Linked DNA regions of Homo sapiens: region 2 is linked to region 1. A link is a contact called in ENCODE Hi-C or POLR2A ChIA-PET data. All regions are on one chromosome and are shown on one strand. The core of a region is the stretch at or near the end of the contact, and the rest is flanking DNA. Distances in the headings are between cores, read along the strand shown. Region 1 overlaps LOC643339 (a long non-coding RNA gene). Region 2 overlaps LOC643339 (a long non-coding RNA gene).

The links. Hi-C counts contacts between places; a loop is a spot of excess contacts on that map. ChIA-PET counts read pairs that join two places held with the same protein, here RNA polymerase II (POLR2A). Pooled maps may share reads with other maps.
Region 2: a loop to region 1 is called in a map of ascending aorta, with 5 times the contacts of the local background. The contact joins two enhancer-like sites. A Hi-C loop is called at or near these places in 10 of 168 maps with a recorded cell type or tissue (Right ventricle myocardium inferior, aorta, ascending aorta and 5 more) and 10 of 50 pooled maps. POLR2A ChIA-PET finds 5 or more read pairs at or near these places in 2 of 52 experiments (Caco-2 and PC-9).

The regions. Positions count from the first base shown.
Region 1 is chr12:93,190,342-93,193,764 of GRCh38, forward strand. The region is part of intron 3 of LOC643339 (a long non-coding RNA gene); the gene reads right to left. Among named protein-coding and RNA genes, the nearest start is that of LINC02412, 18 kb to the left of the region's middle. Within about 2 kb of position 1,755, at least 3 of the 41 ENCODE cell types and tissues checked have a DNase peak (open chromatin) inside an H3K27ac peak, as active enhancers do; they include ascending aorta, where a contact is called at or near this core.
Region 2 is chr12:93,301,190-93,304,612 of GRCh38, forward strand. All of the region lies in intron 2 of LOC643339 (a long non-coding RNA gene), which reads right to left. Among named protein-coding and RNA genes, the nearest start is that of NUDT4, 75 kb to the right of the region's middle. RefSeq lists enhancers at 1,887-1,946, 1,967-2,016. Within about 2 kb of position 1,587, at least 5 of the 41 ENCODE cell types and tissues checked have a DNase peak (open chromatin) inside an H3K27ac peak, as active enhancers do; they include ascending aorta, where a contact is called at or near this core.

The sequences.
Region 1 (3,423 bases), core at 505-3,004:
GTCTATTTCCATTAGATTATTCCTGTTTCCCCCAATTGTAGTTCTACATGGCTGTACATTCTTCATTGAACCTAAGCATAAAAAAAGGGATCAATTTTTCCTGGATCTTTGGTCTCCATTCTGAAGACTCTCATGTCTCATAAAACTGTGATCAAATAAATGTATTATGCTTTTCTCTTGTTAGCTTGTCTTTGTTATAGGGGTGTTGGCCATGACCCTTATGACAGGGAGGAAAGGGATCACCTTCTTTCTGCCCCTAAGGTACATATTTAGGTTGTTTCCAATTTTTCACAATTAATTATCAGCAGTATCCCAAAGAATATCCTTAAATATGCCATGTTCATATGTTCAAGAGTTGGTATTTGCTTAAAAGTGGACTTGCTGGGCTGTAAGGAGAATGTATTTTAGGTTTTGCTAGCTATTGTCAAATTGTTTCCCAAAATGTCTGTACCCTCAGCAGTGTATGAGAATTCTTATTTTTCTATCTTTGCCAACCACCACTGATTTTTTCAAAAGTTTGTGAGTACAAAGTAATAATCTTGTTTTAACTTGCATTCTTCTTTTCATTAATACGTGATATTTGTACATTTTTTTTCTCTCCATTTATTGGCCATTATGCACTGGGCCTTAACCTTTGCTGGGGTCTTAGACGCCTTTGAGAATTTACTTCAGAAAAATACACACATATATATATATACACACATACACTTTATAAACACATTGAGGGGCTTCACAGAGTCCCTGAAGACCCATCCACAAAGCCCCTTCAGAGCAGAGACTCTCGAGCTTTTAGTAGATATGAGAACCTTCTGGGAAGTTTTTAAAAATGCAGATTCCTAGGACCCATCTTTGAGGATCCTGACTCAGAGGGCCCTAGCTAGGAACTGAAGGGCTGGTGCAGGTGATTAAAAAAAGAAAGAAAGAAAGAAAGAAAGACAACCAAGACTATACTTTCAGGGGCCATTTCTGTAGTTCGTTAAGAAAGACAATCTTGAGTTTCTGGATTCCCAGTAAGAACTCCTATTTCTGCTTTCCAAAACGTTCCCTTCTCCTACAGCTATGAAGCAAAGGATAAAGTCACCAAGTTTAATGTACTAAAGCTGTAACTTGCCTTTAAATTGATGCTGTAGCTACTTTTAAATCCATGGTTACTTCTGCAGATATACCTTGTGCCTCTCTCCTCCTTAGCTGGAAAGGTCGGTGAGGGAATGAATAAATAGGGTGACATGTGAGACAAAGAAAAACACAAGGAAAGGAAAAAAAATTAGGAAATTCGAAGCTATTCAGAAAATGCTACATAAAAAGCATCATCCTACTAAATATGAACAGCTTGTGTTTGGAATGGTTTGTGTTTCTAATTTTATTTCATGAGCAAGCTCATTTTTTTTTCTCTGCCAGATACTTCAAAGATTCTCTTGCAAAAAGAAGGAAATAAATTTATTTTCCTCTTGGATCCAAATTCACATAAATGATTCTGTTGTAAGATGAAGAAAATTGATTGCTTCAATGGCAAATAAGATACTTTTTTAATTTAAAAATTTAGTACTAAGGAAATCATGTGCCAGGGAATTCTCAAAACATTTTGAGAGAGGTTGAGAATCCCGGTATGATGAGATGATGATGTTACTCATGCACATATTCCCCCGCTTTCTTTTTCAAGCCTGCAAGTGTCAAGACAGAGTTAATCCTTATTTTTGACTCAGTCACACGCAAATGCGTTCTTCTCTGAGCTGGTCAGTGGCCAGTATCCTCTTGAACCTTTGGTGGAATTCAGGTCCGTGAATGATGCCAGGAACAAGAATTAGGATCTGATTCTAGGACTTTATAATGACTCACTCGGTACCTTTGTCCAGTAACAATAGAAAAATGACTCGGTTGCTCTATCCATGAAACTAGGGCAGTGATGCTGGCTGCCTGCCTCACACAGGGTTGAGGGGAAACCAGGCTTACAAAATGACAGAGGTCTCCGGAGCACGGGCATCACATGGGAGGAGGTGGGGGTATCTTCACAGAGCCAGAAGACAACAGAGGGGGCAACCTGACACAGAACCAAAGGAGGTCCTTGAACCCTGCCACACCAGCCTGGGTGGAGGGTATTCTGTATACACTGTATACACTGGAGAACATGGAATGAAGTCAACTTACATCTTTTGTCTTTCTGGAGACCATCTTTTTACTTTCACACATTACTCATGGATTAAGAAGAAAAGTGGTGGCCATGACATTTTCTAACATTTTCTGGTATCCATTATCTTGTTCGCTTGGCCATACAGTGCTTCTTATACTCTAGATTTTCAGATTCTAGACAGTATGTTCATTAAAAGCAGGAATTAAAATTGACATATAGATATACATAGACGTGTGTGTGGTGGGTAAGGTGCCTGGCACTCAATATAAACACTGGATATAATAAATGAGTGAATTCCTACACACAGAAAAACACAACACACACAAACACAAATAAGTCAGCATTTTTCCAGGACCCAAGCCACAAGGAAGAAGATTTGGGGAGTGGGAGACTTCTGCTGCCAACCTCATTCCTGCCTGTATTATTTAGGATATAAATACCATTGCAGTAAAGGAGACTGAGTGACCATAACTTAAACAAAATAGAAGTTTGTTTTTCTCTCATATAACATGGCTGCTCTGTGGTATCACAACCCCAAGTTCCTTCCACCCTTCTTAGAGTGTTATCTCCATCTGCATGGTCCATGTAGCTCACCGCAGCATCTGCATCCCAGCTGATAGAATAAGGAAAGGAAGGAGAGCATATCTTCCCTTTCAAAAAGGCTGTATTTCTTGGGCCAGAACTTAGTCACATGACCACATCTAGCTGCAAGGGAGGCTGGGAAATGTAGTCTTTATTCTGAGTAGCTGTAGATCCAGTTGAAAAATAAGCATTGTCTTAAAAAAATAAAAAATAAATAAATATTGGGGGAAGTAACTGTCCCTGTCACACTGAAAAAATAAAAGCACAAAGATGTAGGTTTCTCAGAATCACTAGAAAAATTCCCAGTAAACCTAGGACTAGTACTAGGCTGGGTGCAGTGGCTTGCACCTGTAATCCCAGCTACTTGGGTGGCTGAGGCAGAAGGATGGCTTGAGGTCAGGAGTTTGAGACTAGCCCAGTCAATATAGTGAGACTCTCATCTCTAAAATATAAATTAGCCAGTCATGGTGGCACACATAGAACAAGATCCTATCTCTAAAAAGGAAGTAGCTAATACTTAGTTGGTCTCACAAGCATGTCAATCTACTAAGCAGATGTTCACTCCAGAGAAAGACAGTTCTCAACTTCTTACATTTGCCTTTTAAACAATTTACACTTTCCTCTATTAATCTCTGATAAATTTAAGCTTCATTTCCCATACCAAATTTGGGTTTTCATACTGCAGGTAGAATTTTATATTTTCTGACCTCTAG
Region 2 (3,423 bases), core at 337-2,836, 110 kb after region 1:
GCACACGAAATGCAAGAATTCCAACCATCAGATTGTGAATGCCATTATTTTTGGTGCTGTAAAACATATTAATAGTTAAATCTAAGTCTACATTTTAATATACATCTAGTCTCCAAAGCAAACAAGATGTAATGTGATTTGTAATATGCACTTGTCAAGTCCTGCTTTATTTATTTATATATTTATTTATTTATTTATTTATTGAGACAGAGTCTTGCTCTGCACCCAGGCTGGAGTGCAGTGGCAGGAGCTTGGCTCACTGCAACCTCTGCCTCCTGGGCTCAAACGATCCTCCCACCTCAGCCTGCCAAATAGCTGGGATCACAGATGCATGCCACCACATCAGCTATTTTTTTGTATTTTTAGTAGAGACGGGGTCTCGCCATGTTGCCCAGGCTGATCTCAAACTCCTGAGCTCAAGTAATCCGCCAGCCTTGGCCTCCCAAAGTGCTGGGATTACAGGCATGAGCCACTGCGCCCGACCCTAAATCATGCTTTTTTATATAATCTATTTAGAGTAAATTAAGTAGCATACGTCATTTGTTTAAGGAAAAGTTAAAGCTGGTGTTTATATGCATTATAAGTATTATTACAGAACATATTAAGACATACTTCAATATAATCTTTAAAAACATAATTCTCTTAAGTTGATTTTTTCTTTTTTTTTGAGACAAAGTTTCACTCTTGCCCAGTGAAGCAGCATGATCATAGCTCACTACAGCCTCAACTTCCTGGGCTTAAGCAATCCTCCTGCCTCAGGCACCTGAGTAGCTGGGACTATAGGTGCCCATCATCATGTCAGGCTAATTTTGAAAAATTTTTTTTTTTTGAGACGGAGTCTTGCTCTGTTGCCCCAGGCTGGAGTACAGTGGCGAGATCTCAGCTCACTGCAACCTCTGCCTCCCAGATTCAAGTGATTCTCCTGCCTCAGCCTCTTGAGTAGCTTGGACTACAGGCGCCTACCACCATACTTGGCTAATTTTTTTGTATTTTTAGCAGAGATGAGGTTTCACTATGTTGGCCAGGCTAGTCTCAAACTCCTGACCTCAGTTGATCTGCCCACCTCGGCCTCCCAAAGTGTTGGGATTACAGGCGTGAGCCACTGCACCAGGCCCTAATTTTTTTTTTTTTCTTTTGTAGAGATGAGGTCTCGCTATGTTGCCCAGGCTGGTCTTGAACTCCTGACCTCAAGCAATCTCTCACCTTGGCCTCCCAAAGTGCTACAGTTATAGGCATGAGCCACTGCACCTGGCATTAAGTTGATTTTTAAAAACCTAAAATAATTTCTTTATTTCCTAACTACTTTGCAGAAATAACATAATGACTTTAGTTCCTTAGAGGGGATCATAACATTATTTATTACTGTAAAATAGATTTGAATTTTAAAAGATCAGGAACTACTGCTTGGCACCGAGGTGTAATTTCTGCCATTTTGAGACATATTCCATAACCCAGGGATCCCCACAAACAACTACGACAAGAATAAATATGAGATCCTTTCCATTCCAGGGTTTGTGGTAGAGGGTTTAGCTTTGACTTGGACCCCTTACTGAGTGACTAACCATTACACAGACAGAGCTTGTGACCTCATGGACATGCTCAGCTGGTGAGCTATTCTGCCAGGAGCTCAGTGCTATTTTCATTTGGCTTTAATCTTTCCTAGATCAAGACATAGCCTTCTTTGAAAAGCCAGGTTTAGTAAGATATACACATGACGTATTCTCAGAAATGAAAGAAAACACTTTTAGCTTCCTTCCCTAGTTACCAAAACTCTAGAACTTACTGTAACCCTAATAGCAGCCAAAAAGAAGGTCTTTTCTCTTGACCCTTGGCTGACCCTTCTTCCACTTCCACGAATTTTCTCCCTCTTTCTGGCTATGGCATAAGTTTTGTTCCCCTTGAGATTCAGCCCTTAACAGAAATAATTCAGGCAGGGTAACAGAATGTTCTAGAGCACTCAGCCATGACTACTGAGCACTCAAAATATAGCTACAGTGACAGAGAAAGGAGATTGTAATTAATTTAAACTTTAATTTGAAAACTTGGACCAGATTTAGTTATTGAAGAACTTCTACATAATTTAGTTATTGGAGAATTTCTGCATATGTTTGGAATAACTTTGATATGTAAATCTACTTTTTCAACTGTAAATTTTGTGAAACCTAAATTTTATAAAATCTAATTTTATGAAATTTTATGAAATCTAAATACAGACCAAGTATTTCCAATGAAAATTTAGTCTCCAAACCGAGATGTGCTATGTGTTACATCCACACCAGATTTCAAAGACTTAGCACAAAAAAAGTAACTGTCTCATTAATAGTTTTTATATTGATTACATGTTGAAATGATAATATTTTGGCTATATTGGGTTAAAGGAAATATATTATTAAAATTAATCTCACATGGTTCTTTTTACTTTTTAATGTGGCTATTAGAACACTTTAAATAATATATGGGGCTCACATTATTTCTATCAGATGGTGATGGTCTACAGCATGGGTGATAGTGTCACAGAGACTAAGCTCCCCCGACTTGCTGGCTGTGTGACTTTAAGCCATCTTCTTAACCTCTTTATTATTTTATTTTATTTTATTTTTGAGACAGAGTCTCACTCTGTCGCCCTGGCTAGAGTGCAGTGGCACAATCTTGGCTCACTGCAACCTCTGCCTCCCGGGTTCAAGCGATTCTCATGCCTCAGCCACCTGAATAGTTGGGATTACAAGCATCTGCCACCATGCCTGGCTAATTTTTGTATTTTTAGTAGAGACGGGGTTTCACCATGTTGCCCAGGCTGGTCTCGAACTCCTGGCCTCAGGTGATCCACCCACCTAGGCCTCCCAAAGTGCTGGGAGTACAGGTGTCAGCCACCGTGCCTGGTCTACTTAGCCTCTTTAAACTTCTGTTTACTCATCTGCAAACTGAAGAAAATATTGGCCGGGCGTGGTGGCTCACTCCTTTAATCCCAACACTTTGGGAGACCAAGGCAGGCGGATCGCCTGAGGTTAGGAGTTCGAGACCAGCCTGACCAACATGGAGAAACCCCATCTCTATTAAAAATACAAAATTAGCTGGTCCAGATGGCGCATGCCTGCAATCCTAGCTACTCGGGAGGCTGAGGCAGGAGAATTGCTTGAACCTGGGAGGTGGAGGTTGCTGTGAGCCAAGATCACGCCATTGCACTCCAGCCTTGGTAACAAGAGAGAGACTCCATCTCAAAAAAAAAAGAAAGAAAGAAAAGAAAATATTACAATTTTCTGAATAGGCATACAGTGAATTTTACATGAGACAGTGAGCATAAACTGTGCCTGACTTATAGTAAAATATTCTGCAAATATTCACTTTTATTATCATTGTTATTATTCTCTAGCAATCATCCAGATGTTTAGCAAAAGAATGCCTCAAAATAAATATTAGTTCCCT